Regions from separate parts of the Homo sapiens genome. Here region 2 is linked to region 1. Evidence: chromatin loops called from intact Hi-C (ENCODE). Cell type or tissue: chondrocyte. All regions are shown on one strand. Links, peaks and the distances in the headings refer to the core of each region. The heading gives the core; the rest is flanking DNA.

Region 1 (8,000 bases), core at 1-8,000:
ACAAGGAGCTGTGATCCTCACCAGTAGATGAGCACTGGCCTAACCATGTCCAATGTAGTGGAGATTAAAAAGGAAGAGTCCACATCCTGCTGATCCACATTCCCACTGTGTGACTCCAAGCAAGTTGCTTAAGCTGTCCAAACTTTGGTTTCCATATTTGTCAGAAGAGACCTCTTTCAGCTGTCATTCTTCTGAATTTCAGGTGTTATTTTCACTAGCTATCATCTGCACATTGAATTATAATCATAAATAGCTGAGTGTGGTGAATGTAGCTTCCAAAGCCTCCTGCAGAGCATCCATCCATACCTTCTAGTTACTGACAATGTTTATAACTGCTCGGCCTTGCACAAATTATGTTTGTCAAAGTTGAGAAGCTTTTTGCTCTCAGGTCCATGTCAATATGATGATTACTCTGAGGGACGTGGGGGAATTTATCATTTTTCAGTGTAAATATCACATTACTTTGTTGTCACAGTAAGAAGGGATTTTTAAATACAGCATAAAAAGACTTAAAAAACTTGAAACCCCGATTTTTAGGTTTAAAAAATCAGCATCTAATATACTGTACTTGTTGGAAATTCTGGAAAGCAAAAGAAGAGAACTTTTCTTTTATAGTATAAATTGAAATTTTACCTTAATTAAATAATGTGAGCAATGATTTTGGGGGATGAGTAATAAAAAATCAAGGAAATGATCATAGGAAGCAATATGAATGAGGGTGCCTAAAGCAGGGAAGTAAATCTAAGTGGTGAATTTTGTAAGCATAAACTCTAGGACAAAAGATTTAGGCACATAATCCAGAGAGAAAACAGAATAGCAGGGGGAATTTTTTTCCCAGTGGGTGAATCATTTTTATTTCAATAAAATGTTCCATTTGAGATTAGAGTTGAGTGTACACAGAAAAATTTCAGCAAATCATACTAGTCATATTTTTTTTTCTTCTGCTTCTGATCTGAATGCACAAGACTGCTATGACTGAATCTATAGGACGAATGAAAATATTTCAAGCCAAAACTCCTGAGCTGCTTTAGAATGGAGACAGCATGAGGGCTATAGATTTCCAATCTCCAATACAGATTTGAAGCACTGATTTGACACTTCAACAAGGATGTCCAAATCTGATTTTATTAGACATTTTCAGAGGGGAGTCCCACAGCTTGGAAGGCGAGCCAGAGAGGTTTCAGTCAGGAGACAGGAATCACACAATCATTTCAAAATGAAAGGTTGAATATAAAACATTATTAGCTATTTATAGGGGATTAGCTACTGAGAAAGGGGAAAAAAAAAACGCACTACAGAATTTATGGGTGAGAGTTGAGTACCCAAAGGAGGAATCCTTTTTAGACAGAGTTCCACTTCTTAAGGCTGGGATTCAAATCTTGTTGGGGAAGGTATGATTACAGACTATGGATAGTGGAGAAGGCTGCTGTGTTGCTAGACTCAGACTGCCGGCAGGGAACAATGGGCTAAACCTTGCAATCAGGAAACTCACATTAGGGTGTAAGTGGGCTGATGGGGACAGTAAGAAAACTATAAGCTGGAAGTAGCAAGTTAGGAAGGAAAGGCCACTGGGTATTCTATGCCCTGCCAGTCACAATTCACAGCAGGAGCAAGCCAACAAAAGGCACGCTAGAGACAGAAGAAAAGCCCCTTCTTCCTGCAGTGTCCCTGCAGCACCTTCTTCTGGCCAAGGAGAAATGTCTGCATGATGGAGCTCTAGCGTTACAAGTAGGGCATTGAACAGCAGGTTTTAAGCTGAGAGGCAATAATCTGACAACCAGTACAGAAGGCATGAGCCGAGCCAACCTGATTGTTACTTACATTTCTATTGCCGTTTTAAATTTTGGTGGCCTCACGTTTGACCCTATCCTACCTGCTCTCTCACGCTGGAATTATTCTGGCCACTCAGTGCAACTCTAGCTGTCTGGTGGAAGGAAGAGGTGGCAAATGAAGCCACGTGTTTTTCTTGCTAGAGTGGTGTCAACTTCTTGCCACTGAAGACACAAAATAGGCTGAAGAGCACAATTTTCAGTGTGCAAACTTTTCTTCTGAAATAAAGACTTTTTGTTAAATACTGTGAAATTTGTTAAATACAACCACTACCTCTTTTTTCCTACAAATTTCTTCAACTTCTGCAACCAAATCTATGTTCGCTTTCTCAATCCCTCCAATGACTATAAATCTACTGTCTCTATTTGACTGCTGTTAGAAGTGCTGTTAAATGACACTGTGGCCAAGAACTCCAGAATATCACCCGCCAATAATTTATACTTTCTTCCGTGGAAGCCCAAGGTGGTGATATGCAAGGATAAATGGCAGACTGGCCCTTAAGCTACCACCCAGTGAAAGATGTAGCTGGGGGCTTAGACTTAAAGCCTGCCAGTGGGTCTCATAGGCTTTAAATTAACCAAGTTGACGTTCTGAAATGTTCATTAGATCTTTCTGTGCCAAAGGGAGATAATTAGTTTGCATTATGTGAAGCAAGAGTTGTAATGTTAAGATAAGTAAGCAAAAATGACAAAGCAACTTTGTAAAGGTAAGGGAACCCATGATTAACCTTACTTAACCTACCTTTATTATGAAAGCAGAGCAATGTAAGTCTGCATTTTAGTTTAATGTTTTAATCAGTTTGTGAGATTCAATTTTATCGTGTTTTGTGCCTGTTGATCTTCCAACGATTTGCTGTTGACCAGCTTATTTTGTACATAGTTCCAGTCTACATCTAAAGAAAGCAAAAATGTTTCACAAAAGTGGAAGTAATACAGTTTCCCAAAGTTATGATAATACTAGTAAATTTTGTTTAATTTGATTCTTTATTGTATTAGCCAGTGAAGTTGCCTTTCATTTACAATTTCATTTCCCCATCAGATCTGTAAGTTTTTCCAAAGGAGGGATCATTTATAGCATTCTTGGGATTTGGTTCACCAGGTAAATCCACACCTGTTGACATTTATTAAATACTGTTAAAGTGAACTTAGAAAATACTAGAAAAACCGGCCGGGCGCGGTGGCTCACGCCTGTAATTCCCTCTCTCAGGGAGGCAAGACGCGGAAGGATAGCTTGAGCCCAGGAGTTCGAGACCTGCCTGGGCAATATAGCGAGACCCCGTTCTCCAGAAAAAGGAAAAAAAAGACAAAAAAGAGAGAAAATACTAGAAGAACTTTTCACATCTACACCCTGTTGCTCCTCCTAGTCTGTCCAGAAGAGGGCAGTGCTCCACATTTGTCTTTAAATGAAAGACTCCTACCCTGTCTGCTCAATACTAACACTACATGCAGAAGCAGCCCTCTTATTTCAAGCAATTTTCATTACACTGAAAATCAGTGCTCTAAAAGTACCTGGTTGTTCACAATAACAAATCCACAGCAACAAGATTTAAACTGCGGTAGGATCCTGAACAGGACAATAACTGATTCTTATTAAATAATGACAGCGAACTCAACTTGGTAATTTTATTGAAACATTTGTTTTTTCCATTATTGTTTATTATATTATATTTTAAAATTAAATATAAATTAAATATAAATAAATTTTAATTATATTAAATTGTATATTTATTATTGTTTTTTCCATTATTTATTATATGAGTGTAGAAGGTTTCAGAAGAGGGATATTCATTCTGCTACTCTGAGGTCAACTGTGATTTAAAATGCAAATATTAAGTAGGTAACCAAATCATTACATAGTGCATTTCATATTATTATGGAAAATGCTTGAAAATTATCCTAAAATTCATCATGGAGCCAAATTGTGTTAGGTAGACTCCTTTAGGTTACCAGCATTTGGTTTATGTCAGACCTTTAGGGTTTATTGTAGAGATATTCTGGGACACGATAATCAGACCCCATGAAAGAACCAAAATGGGAAAATCCTTACAGTTTTAGTCTATCTTGAACCCTCAGCAGCAAGTCTTTGTGGTTCTCTACTTCAGTCCTGTGCCATTTTCATGACTCAACCCTTCTCTGCTTGTTCTGCTCTTATAATTACCTACTAATATCTTTCCATTTTTCTTTTCCTTCTCTCCACCTCACTGCTTCTGGTGTTTCACAGTTTTTGTTGCCTCATGGCTTCTGCTTACTCTCTTTTCTCTGGGTGTCATTTGCATTCTGCCCAATCACCCAAACTGTGACTTTCTCTATGTGTTTCATATTTAAAGTCCCAAAAAGAGAGTCTTTAACCTGTCCAGCCAATCACTAGCCCTGTGTTAAGTAGAGTTTCATGCTAGGTCACTTCCAGGGCTCTAGCCAAGCTATGAACTGACTGTCCAGGCTCACAATGCCCACCCTAATCCATTAACTGTGGCCAGAATGGCAGGATAATTAGATAGAACATGGTGATCATAGGGAGCCCCTCAGGAAGGGAATCTGGGTATGAAAAACATTCCAAGATTTTCCAAAACAGGGCAAAGTAATTGACAAATATCTTGTTCTTCTTGTCTAGGAAATTAGTAACATATATATATATATATATATATATATATATATATATATATATGAGTCTCACTTTATCTATGAACCTTCTGCTCACATTATTTATGTTACTGATGCTGGTGTTTGTTTTTCTTTGTTTCAGAGCTAGAATTTGGGGCACGTAACTAGTGTTGCAGACTCCATTTAGTATGCTAACTGTAAGGTATTGAAGTAGACAAAACTGTCTTTGTTATACATTTGCAGATAATAATAAAGAAAGCAAACACTTCAAAATAAAATGACTCTGCACTTGGAAGCAGTCAAGTGAAACCACATTGTTAATGCAAAGTAAATATTTTAGACCATTAGCAAGAGTGGGGCAGACATTATTCAGAACAGTGAGCTCAGAGGAACGCTTTGGTAGAAGGGAGATAACTAAATTCTCCAAAGAAAAATGATGTTGTGCTACAATAGGTAGTATTAGGTTTCCCTTTGAACTTCTTATAAAGGAACCAATTACAAAAGTTTGCTCTGGTCATCTAATCCTGTGGGGCTTTTTCTTTTGTTACTCTTTTTTCTAAGTCTTTTTCAGTCCTTTCTCTTGACATTCTGTGTGTTTTCTTTTTTCAAAGAATGTTAGCAGAGACAATCTGATTTTTAATGTGAATAGGAAAAGTGCCCAGATGAAATGAACTTAAACCAGGGCATTCAAGTCAGAGACAGTAACATATCTTAGGCTGTTTTTTCCTTTTTCTTAAAAAGGAGGGGGGGTGGTTTGTTCCTTATGCTTCTGTATTTTACTTACTTTGCTTTTTTTTTCTAATTATATTTGGCTTCCTTCATTTTCTAAATAACATGCATCTTAAAAACAAATACTTCTCTAAAAGTCACCATATTTCACAATTCTGGGTCTAAGTCTAGATGTAATGCACCCAGTATGATGCACAACACTTGAATTTTGCTGCCATCATAATGCTGTGCATAAAATGGGGAGGCATTTTTTTTCCTGTCCTCTGAATGTTCTTTCTTTTACTAGGATGAATATGTAAAACTCAGTTTTAGAGTTGCTTTCCATTCCTCAACCCTCTTCCGCACACACTCCTCTTACACACAACTTACTTTATGGTATAGGCTCAGAAATGCAGCCTGGGGGCCATAAAATAAAAGACCTGGAACCTGTTTATTTTCATTCAATCTCTGCCCTTCACTTGGTTAAAATCTCTCACTGATATTGTGGAGACTGATTTTTGCTGATGGTCCTCTCAAAAAGTGACTCATTCATGCTGCATTCACCTCATGAGGGTGGAAGGCACATCATTGCAACTGCCTACCTGTCAACCTCACCAGATGACATGTAACTTCTGCCTTGCAGGACATGGAGAGGGGGTTCTGTGCTCTCCACATAGACACTGAAGGCAGATACGAATGGTGGACAACTTCCACTCAGCTCCAATCTACTTTACCTCGAGCAGCACAGTGCTCTGTCTACCAAAAGCAGCCTGACAGGAAATCCCTAACTGTAGGGTGGGAAGCAGGAGGGTGCATGGAGGCTACCCCATATTTCCCTTCCATTAGACAGCCAACAGTTGTGACTCTGTTAGTTACAAAGATTCTAAAATTTTTTAATATCTCGCCACTGTCTTATCTTAGAATAACATGTAAATAGATATTTGAGAAATTAGCTGTTATTGTACATGCCTCCCACCCCAGCCAAAAGATTGAAGTAGGAAACCCAGGTATTGGAACGGAACAGAGTCCCCAGGGTCTAGTGAGATTTGCAACCCAGGCATTCCTTACCACGCACAGAGCTGAAGGGTTGCAGCAAAGCCAAGTGAAAGGCTCAGTTATTCACCTGAAGAGTCAGGACAAATGTGGAGAACACAGGTTCACAACAAACCAGGTAGAAACAGGAGACCCGGTCAGAGAGAGCAGTTCTCAGCACAGTGTAGGCAGGGGAGGACCCAAGGGTAAAACACCGTATATGCCTCATTCTCAACATTTTTCTAAGATTACTAATCCCTGTAATCCCTCAACAACTACAACAACAAAGGAAACTTATCAGATAAGCCTAAAAATAAAATCTTTCTTTGCTCGTCCTGTTTTTCAAAGGCTAACTCAAAACCTAATTGTAAGAGCCTATTGAATTGCTTTTCTTTTTTCCACTCTTTTCAACATACTATATTAAAATAAAATAAGTGGGAGCCCTTGGTAAACAGGAATTGAATTCCATGGAAGTCACAGCCCAACACAACACAACATTCCAGAGAAGGCTGGCATCACAGTTAGCTGAATGTCAGACCATTTTCCTATTTAGTAGCAGTTTTGAGTAGAGAAGGGAGCGGAAATCAATTAAAAGGAAAGAAAAATTCTTTGTGGTAATAAAATTCTCAATATTTAAAAAATGATGAATATTCACAGCAAAAACAATTTATAAATTATTTTAAGACATCTTACAATTTGGGCCAGAAATATGGCAGATAGATTATTAAAAACATGAAACTTGTTTAAACAAGCATAACCACTTAGGCTTGTTTCTCCCCACTGAATAGGCAAGAACTGCCTTATGTAATCACTCACCCATTTGGTCTATTCCGCTTTGTACCTCTGGGAGGGGTGAAAAAGGAAAAATGTAGGAAATTTTCTTTTGTGGAAAAGCATATGTGTACAGCCACAAGCTTTGTGGATTTTGAGACTGATTGGATCAAACCCAGAAGGCCACATCCACTGTTTATGGCAGAGTTCCAACATGAAGGCAAAGCACCTGCAGAGGAATTACCCTTAAACTTTTATTATGACTGCATTTGCATAATATTATTTTTTCTTTCATCACAGAGAAGAATCTCTTAGGGGTTGATTCTTAGTAAATTCTGCAAGTCACTAAATAACTTAGCACTGCCTCTCACCTTCCTTATGAATGTCCATCTTCCATTTTTGTTCATAATCAGGACTTACAAGAAATCTGGCTGCATGTAGATGTCATTTTTGCTCTATTACTAAAAATACTCTAAGGGAGAAGTTTTTTTAAATTTTACTTTATGTTCTGGGATACATGTGCTGAACGCGCAGGCTTCTTACATAGGTATACATGTGTCATGGTGGTTTGCTGCTCCTATCAACCTGTCATCTAGGTTTTAAGCCCTGCATGCATTAGGCATTGGTCCAAATGCTCTCCCTCCTAGGGGAGAAGTTTTGAATCTTCCGGGTATCCCAGCACATGAATATCTAGGCTGCTCTGCCTTTGCATTGAAGATTATTGGTTTTATTTCTGCTGTTTAAGTTATTTGGATGAAACTCATGTGAAACTGACTTATGAAACTGTAGGGAAGGCAAAACTTCACCTCTATCCTCTTAGGATTTTTTTTTAAAGTTGTCCTGAGAATTAAATTGACATGAGACAGATCAACAGAAAAAAAGCATACACATTTACTTAACACATAGCATGGGAATCTTTTTTTTTTTTTTTTTTTTGTTTTGAGACGGAGTCTCGCTCTGTCGCCCAGACTTGAGTGCAGTGGCTCGATGTCGGCTCACTGCAAGCTCCGCCTCCCCGGTTCACGCCATTCTCCTGCCTCAGCCTCCCGAGTAGCTGGG
Region 2 (9,209 bases), core at 1-8,000, 310 kb after region 1:
AGGACTCACTATTACAATGGGGGAAACAGTATTTACCCAACATTCTAGAATACTTTTACAAATCCAAACAGCAATACATAGAAATTAAGATGAAGAAAGACTATGGTTATCTATGCTAATAAAAAAGGAATTAAAATCCAGATTGTTCATTTTAAAGCATGGGCCCACTACTAGGATAGCAAATGTCTCTATGAGAGGCACCTTCTAAGACATCCAGGACTTTAGCCTTAATTCACCCAAAAGATGCATTATTATGTATCAGCCTGTATATTATTCAGAAAGCAGGAATTCTACTCACAGATTCTAAGCATACCATAGAAGAAACTAAAGCCACACATGCTAAGGAACATGGAAATCATGATGCTAAAAGGGCTGGTGAAGGTAGGTTTTAAGGCTCAAACTTGCTCCATACTCATGGCAATTCGGTATTTGATGGAATTTGAGGAAACATTAGGGGAGACCTAATGACTCAGGTAGAATCTCGCTTTGACCATAGACATTTCCTGGTATTTCCCACAAGAATAAGTATTTACACACTGAAGTCTATCAACTATTCCTGTCTAATTCTCTACCTGTATTATGCTATTTAAATATCCCCTCATACCCACAAGGAATTACTGTACCATTTTTATGACGGCAAAATTGAAGCTTAAAGAGGTTATAAAACCTGCCCCAGGTAATACAGTAAACTGCAGAGCGGGGCTTGAAATCAAGTCTGTCTTACTTTAAAGTCTATGCAATTATACTGCCTTCATTCTCATGAATTCAATCCCATCATGGCTGTGTTAAACAGTAAAATACATGGCTCCGCACGGAAATGACTAAAGAGTGGCTGTACTCCAGGTATCTGTGGAGGAGTATAACCTACAACTCAGAGTCCCTCAATCATCGTCCAAAGATGAGAAACCAAATTCATGGAAAACTGAAGGATATACAGTTTACCACCTTCTAGAAAACCTAAAACCTGGACATTCGGTGAGCTATGAGCATACTGGTCCCCAATAACACTGCTTTGCTAAAATGTACTTGGTTGGGCTGCTGTCAGCAGAGATTGAGGTATGTCATGAGAAAAAAAATCAACTTGTCACTCAGCATTGTTTAAAATAATGATATGGTCATGGCTGACACTTTTAAAAAAGCCCTGGTCTAATTTGCTATCTGTATTTCATAAGACAATGAAAACTGAATGACTCATCACTCACCCAAGAATATATTCGCAGAGAAGTCTACAGTAATCACTGTGAGAACTGGTAATTAACAGAAGAATTTTCCCAGCATTCTTTAGCTGTCGAAGCCATTTTTTCACAGATTCAGGACAACTATGTAAATATCTGCCTGGATCTCTTTTTATTTCTGGAAAATATATTCCACAGTTTTCTGAAAAATAAAAATATCAATGAGGTTTTTCTTTTTAAACATTTTTTGACTAAATATATTCTCTAACAAGTTAATCTCTTTCAAATCTATAGATAAAACTAAAAGGATAAGAACAAGGTTTGACCGACCTAGCAATTATGCCAATACTACTTGCTTTTTAAGAATAGTTCTTTACTTGAAAACACAATATTGTTTGAAAATGTTAGTTGATAATATTCGCTGGCTATTTGACAAGAACTGATAAACTGTTAAAACAGGTAACACAAGAAACACAATATGATCAGCATTTTCAAATGCTGTAAGAGAAAACCTTACATTTGAAATATCAATTGTTACAAATACTCTTTTAATTATTCAATGAATATTTGCTGAATACAGACAAGAAACAAATCAACACTCAGATATTGCACCAGGATCACATCTTTTGCATAAATAGCCAAGAAGGGCGATGAGTTCCTCAGAGTCACAGTTTGCTATTTCAGATGGAATCTATACTAGGGGAGCCATTCTATAGCCTCTGAGAAGTGCTGAGATATCAAAATGGAAAAATCGGTGCAAAATAGGCCAGAACAGGCCAAAAGGCACTGTATTTGACAGGGAACAATGAATGACTCGCATCACTGAAGCGGGGTTGCTTGCTCTGCCCCTTTAGAGTGGCCACGGGGTCTGGCTGAGCTCCAGGGCAGATGGTGGCAGTGTTTCCAGATGTCCTGACCAGACTTACCCATAGTGCTTGACCCAATGCCTTTAAAGTTGTGGGTACTTAGCAGGCAATTGCAGATTTAGTTGAAATGTTACTAGATTCATAACACATACTGTTCTCAGAGCATGATAGAACTAGTAAGCAGATAAAAAGGATTCAAGATTTTACTTTCTCTAATTGTTAGGAAAAGGACACATGCATAGACAAAAAAAAAAAAAAAAAAAAAAAGGTTAAACAGCTTGTACTGAATGATAGAGTCTGCAATAGCTAGATATGGGATACATCCGTGACTCTCTCCAGTGTGAAACACTTGAAATACTTGGCAGTTATATTTCAAGAATATCAGGACATCAGGAAGAAGAGTTGTTTTTTTTTTTTTTTTTTTTTTTGAGACAGAGTCTCACTCTGTCACCAAGCTGGAGTGCAGTGGCATGATCTCTGGCTAACTGCAACCTCCGCCTCCCGGGTTCAAGTGATTCTCCTGCCTTAGCCTCCCTAGTAGCTGGGACTACAGGCGTGTGCCACCACGCCCAGCTAACTTCTGTATTTTTAGTAGAGACGGGGTTTCACCATGTTTGCCAGAATGGTCTAATGGTCTTGATCTCTTGACCTCACAATCCGCCCACTCTGCCTCCCAAAGTGCTGGGATTACAGGCATGAGCCACCATGCCTGGCCAGGAAGAAGAGTCTTTAAGTGAAACAAAAACGAACAAATAAAAACAAAAAACGGTAGCAAATATTGTGGTCTGCCTCCCCACATCCATCTCCCTCTTTGCTGGGGAGTGCTCTGATATTGTTTCGGGTTTCATCTTCCTCTGAGGGGGTCTGTGATGCTAGGAAGGGCAAGGGTCTCTATCAGTCTACACCTATCACAGTTATTCCCTCCTCCTGTCATTGAATTGTTTAGGAAGTGCTGGGGACCCAGGCATGGCAAATGAGACCTGAGGAGAACTTTGCTGCAGGATCCTGAAGTAATGTATACCACTGATAAAAATAAACCTATAAAGGGGGGAATATCCCCTCTTCTACTACTGGACTTTCCCATGATTATAAATTCTATGTAGAACTGCAGCGGTTATCATCAACACAAAGCACGAGTCTGATATACCAGAGATGGCGGAGTGGACATATGAAAGGAAACAAACCTGGGTCCCTGATGACATCACTGGGTTTCTGCTTTTGTTTCTGTTTTTGAGACAGGGTCTCGCTCTGTTGGCCAGACTGGAGTGCAGTGTGGCACGATCATGACTTACTGCAGCCTTAAACTCCTGGGCTCAAGTGATCCTCCCACCTCGGGCCTCTGAAAGTGCTGTGATTACAGGCATGAGCCACTGTGCCTGGCCACCACTGGATTTCTGATTAAGTCACTGACTAACTCTAACCACCACTGGAAGTACCATTCAACTTCTGGACAACCTCTGGTTGTGTAAAATAACTCAATTTAGTAATAGCTTAAACATTAAGGTTATTTATTATTTGCAACTTAAAGCATCATGATTCAGAAAATATATTGCATGAATATCATAACCAGACCAAAACTAACAAAAGAAATAATATTTTGCAATATGAGAATAATATTTAGAAGACCAAAAACAAAAACAAAGTTTTTGCTCTTTTTATATTTTGCCCTACAGGAACTTCTGTGTGTGAATCTCTAGGATCTATTTTTAACATGCCAGAGGCTATATAATAGCCCTTTAAAAAAATTAAAATATATTCTCTGTTTCCCAGGGAAGAGGAAGTACTAGTAAGAAAAGGTCAGTTTAAGAAACAGATGATAATAATAAATCTAAATGGCTAAGAATAGAGAAGTTTGATGAGTGGATGACTGCTAATTTCAGAGGCTGTGTCTCTCTCGTAACTTACTATACCTAAGGGAGTCAGATGTGAGATTATTTCACTTAGAAAAACAAAGCTTTTGTAGCAAGAAGAATTTTATGGGCTACGTAAGAAAAAAATTTATAGTGTGTAATGCTGAAAACATAGACTTGCTTTCAGAAAACTTGAGAAAAAATTATTTTTTCTTAGCTATATGTGCTTAGTGCCATCTAGTGATCAAAATATAAATTACCATTAAAAAGCTACTGTTAACATTTCCAAAGGAATAAAAATACAAGGCATACGCATTTAAATACAATATTTTAAATTTCTTACCTAGGTTAATTGCATTAGTATCTCAATTAATAATGTCTGATTCAAAAGAGTACCAATATAATAATTTAATCAGATAAAATTATTCTCTGAAGTCATAACAGAGATGTCCTTGTTTTGTTCATAAGCCAGACTGAAATGAACAAACTAAAAAAGACAAGCCCTGTACAAACACATACCCAATGGTAGATTATGAGTTGCTCTTACTACAAAAGATCACTGTCATGGAGAAAATATTTTTGCCCCCTTGTAACCTCCAATTATTAAAGGAATAGGAGACATAATTATACAAATAGAAACATCTTTTTATTGAAATAAGTCAAGGTATTAAATCAAATGAAGAGTTATGTTAAACATACTACAATGGATTATAATTGTCTATTAAATTATATCCCCCAAAGAAACTATAAACTTCTAAAGGCAAGAAATATATCTTTCTGCTTGGCATGGAGCAAGTATTCAACATATGAATACCTAAATTAGTGCAGGAGCAGACACAGGAACATTTATGTTTCCTTACATTCAAGGCAAGAGTATGATTAGTACCATATAGCCAAACTGAAGTGATAAAAATAATATTATTCATGTATGATTAAGGCAGCCTATGAAAAAAGTCATGTTTAATTATGATACTAATTAACACTGATTGAACAAAATGGAATTTAGACCTAAGATGGAAAGGAGTGGTATTGTTTGTTCTTAACTCACAAAGAAGCCTGTGTTTTCACTTAACCTCCAAAGGAATTCTATTTCACTGCCACTTTATGTAACTTATTTTCCTGGTTTTTCCACCACTCTTATATCCTTTGATGCTGATATTTTCTAGGTCCAGATGAGATTTAAAGGAAATTCTTTTAATAAGCTGATTCTAAGGAATAAAAGTTTAGCTCTCCTATGTTAAAAAAACTGGTTAATGTAGAGTGACAGAAATAATACCAAAGTGTTGCAACAGTCTGATATGCACATCAAATGGCCTGAATACACCAAACAGGATATAGGGACCTCTCGTGGTAAAAAAGTATAGTACAACCTGAATATTAAAAACAGTTTTTTTCAGTTTAACAGACAATTGTGCCACATCACTATTTCTATCATCACTGAATAAGCTTTTTCTTGTTAACTGTATCACTACTGTTTGCATGATTTTTGGCCAGAATTTTCAAAGCTGCTGTCCGAGGGGACTAGAGATGCCAGGATGCTAACACTTCCATGGTCAGCCTCCAAATAAGGTCTGTTGTTTCCATTGCAGAATATAATTTAGAAGAGATTTAAATATTTACAACCTTTACAAGTTATATAAGAGCACGCTAGTGAACAGCTAAAATGCCTAGCGATGAACTGTTTAAATGTACTTGCTGTAGAGATGATATAATTAATTTTCTTAAAAGAAGAAACTTCTTTGCTAAGAGACACTGAAATATTTGTTGGAGGATAAAAGAGATAAATTTATTTTGTTTATTTATAGGTGGCAAAAAATAAAATTAAAATGTATTAAAACAGATTTGCTGTTTATATAACAAAATATATGGTTTATATCTAATATTTTATAATTAAATAAATAAATCTAGAATATCTAGATTGTGTAAAGTGAAAATCTATATGCTAAACATAATACTTGGAAAGTCTCTCAAATAAAAGCTGGGAAATGAAGTACAGAATATGAGAGAAAAACATAATATACAAAATTTACATTTTAACAGTATCTGATTTCCAGATCTGTAATTTAATTTGCATATCCCGGCCCTACTCCAAAAATTCTGATTTAATTGTTTTGGGGTAGGGCCACAACATTGGTATTTTTTTTTTTAAAGCTTCCCAGGTAGTCCTAATGTGCTACCAGGATTAAGACTTGTTGACCTAAAATATAAAATATAAAATATAAAAACCAGAATTCTTACTATTATTTTCTGTGTATTTTGCCTGCTTCATTGGAAATCACAGGCTCTCAGAGGGCAGGGACTTTTGAATTTTATAGTATCTTTATTACCTAACATATAGCCTTGTACATGTTAGGTAATCAACAAATAATAACTGTTGCCAATTATCTTAAATGTCATTGTGGTTGATGATCTTTAAAGTGTTTACTCTTACACTATACCAATTAAGCATGGTACTCTAGATTTAGTTAAGTATTGTGAATACAGAATGATGGATTTCATTCCTCCTTTGAAAGGAGGATTCCTGGAAAAAGTGTATATTATGGAATTCTTTGAAAGAAAAATTATTCGAACAGTTTAAATGAGTATAGACAAGCCAAACAGACTCCTTTATCTCTCCAAAGCCATCAAACTGCCTGACTCTGTGCTGAATACAGTCTATAAATATGATTTTGGGTCGGCAGTATTTTAAAATTTTTGGATGTTAATGTCCTTGGACAGTATTACATATGTATTGTAATAGTTTACCCACAATCCCACCACGCCATATTGTCTGCACTTGGCCTAGTCAACTCCCCTGTTGCCATCAGTTTACAACCTATTTTTTCTCCTATGATATCAGAATGAATCATTCTAAAAGAACCTAGTTTCCTCTTTCCGACATGGTTACTGGACAGACAACGTAAATGTGGAGAGAGGTTTTTGAAGGTCTGCCTGGTTTTATTCAAAATATAACAAATCCTTTAATGAGGACGCTGACAGCTGGGAGGGTCAGCAGATGGATCTGATGACAGAATCACATACAATAATATCTGGACAGGCTGTAAAGTCGACAAGGTGACTCAGTGAGGTACAATTTCATAGGGAGAGATGAAATCTTACCAGGTTGAAAGCTCAGCCATACAGGCATAACATTGGAGGAGCTGTTGTTTGTCAGCAACTTCAAAATATAGAGCTTACAGTCAGCTTAGGCTCCACAGTATAGACAAAGTAAAATAAAAAGTTTGGAGACCATGTTTTGCAATTTATTTAGTTACTACTATGTACTTTTGATATCATGTTTCTGGAAAAATATTTCTGCTCCAGAAAGCTGGGTAAGAAGCATGTGTCCTCCTTTATAACCCTAGGCATCTTATCTTCATGTGCTCCGTATTATCCAATTAGGTGATTAGATTGTAGAGCTACATTAATATCAGTACAATGTTCAGAACCAGGAAAGCAATAATTTCCACTCTTTTAATCATTTTCAGACTAAACCTTGATAACTGGGTTCTATTCTGGATGACACTTTTCACAAGAAAGTGTGTCCAGAGAATGATGATGTTAACAATTCCTATGCCCCCCACCCTAGAGACCTCTGGTGGAGCCCCAGAGATACACACTGGCCAATCAGACATTTACAAACCTGTGAAACAGGCAGCTTCAAAGGACCGTTTAATCTTAGAGTTGCTTGAGTCTATGCCTCCATGGTGATGTCCAGCCAGATAACTCTTTTTTTTTTTATTATACTTTAAGTTTTAGGGTACATGTGCACAACACAGATAACTCTTTAGCCACAATGAACACCCATTTCCACAGTGTTTCTCCTCCTCTAAAATGTCTTTGCATTTTGAATATGATATTTCAAAAACAGACTTTTGGTAGAGTAGTGGGTCTCAAAATGAAGGTAAATTAGAATTATCCAGAATGCTTTCAAAAATACTCCTAGAGTTTCTGATTCAGTAGGTTTGGGGTGGGGCCTGAAGATGTGCATTTCTAACAATTTCTCAGGTCAACTGACAGTCCAAGAACCACACTTTGAGAATTACTTCAGTAGAATACCCCTATAAAACCAGACAGCTTTTTGAAAGCCTTTTTTCTCCTAGCAGAACATGGTCCTCACTATTTCGGCTAGAAGTGCAAAACCAGATTATGCATATTTAACGTTATCTGATAAAAATGCTCAAATCTGTGTCTGTGTTTAAAAACATTTTAAGTAAAAATCTTTTTAAGTAAAATAGAATTTATTTTTATTTCCTTTATAAGAAGGATATATATGAGAATAAAGACCTGATGAACTGTTTTATGTTTTTTCAGTGTACTATTTGACATTCACTTTCATTTCTGAGCCTTGAGAGCAATACTCTTGCATGTAAAGTAGAAAAAGCACACACTTTGGAGTCAAATGGCCTAAGTTTGAATCCTAAGTTTGTAAGTGGTTTGCCACTTACAGTATCAGGATTTTTGAGAAATTTACTTAAAAATTTTAATTCTTAATTTCTTCACCTATAAAATCTCATTAAATTATGGAGAAGAAAGCCAGGCACAGTGATGTGTGCCTATAGTCCCAGCTACTTGGGAAGGTGAGGCGGGAGGATCACTTGAGCCTAGCCTAGGCAACACAGAGATATCCCATCTCTTAAAAAACAAAAAAAAGTAGTGTGGGTAAAGTATCCATCTCATAGTGCTTGGCACAAAATCCCCAATAAGAATTCCCTTCCACCCCTTCTACTTACCTAGACACAACTCTTTCTGATCCTTTTGCAGGGAGCCTATCACTAGAGGTGAAATAGGCAGGATCCTGTGCCTGTTACAGCACTTCTCAAAGTAGCATTAGTTTTTAGTAGCTCATTATAATTGAAGGGGCATTTTCATGTTCTCCTACATGTGATCTACACATAGAACAGATGTTAAATTTATTGAATATAAAACATTATAGAAGATGTGAAGTGGATTGAGTTTCCAAGATGGACACAACAATATCTCCCACCTCATATGTCTAGAGTTGGAGTTAATTGTTCCATTCTTTTATATCTGGAGAGGTTATTTTACTGCTTTGACCAATAGAATGCAGTGCGAATGACCCTGTGTTAGTTCCAGGTGTAGCCCTTAAATGGCCTGGCAGCTTCGACTCCTTACCTGTTGGAAGTCATGTGCCATGTAAGATGTGCAACCAATCTGAGGCTACCTGAGATGCTGTGAGGAATAGGTTAGATGAAGAATTTGTGTTGTAGGTGCTCCAACTGCCAGCCCCAGCTGAGTGTTGAGCTAAAAGCTTCAACTGCAAGACATAGTGAGCCCCTTGGACATCCAGCCCAGTCATGCCTTCAGAAGACTACTGT

The links. A loop is a pair of places that touch in the nucleus more often than their neighbours do. Peaks named below come from ENCODE experiments on the same cell type or tissue, not always from the same donor. Only the 100,000 strongest peaks of a DNase experiment are listed, where the experiment ranks them.
Region 2: a loop joins it to region 1, with 6 times the contacts of the local background. A loop is called at or near these places in 21 of 110 quality-filtered maps.

What each region holds. Positions count from the first base shown.
Region 1 is chr6:116,527,397-116,535,396 of GRCh38, reverse strand. All of the region lies in intron 3 of TRAPPC3L (trafficking protein particle complex subunit 3L), which reads left to right. It also overlaps a transcript of CALHM4 not described here. Among named protein-coding and RNA genes, the nearest start is that of TRAPPC3L, 14 kb to the left of the region's middle. In chondrocyte, for the core only: CTCF peaks have their summits at 2,971 and 3,192 (motif pointing right); no DNase peak of the experiment used is centred there.
Region 2 is chr6:116,213,222-116,222,430 of GRCh38, reverse strand. It overlaps NT5DC1 (5'-nucleotidase domain containing 1), which reads right to left. Exons shown (of 12, transcript NM_152729.3): 7 at 1,203-1,377. It also overlaps a transcript of COL10A1 not described here. Among named protein-coding and RNA genes, the nearest start is that of TSPYL4, 36 kb to the left of the region's middle. In chondrocyte, for the core only: CTCF peaks have their summits at 3,917, 4,129 (motif pointing left), 5,040 and 5,250 (motif pointing left); no DNase peak of the experiment used is centred there.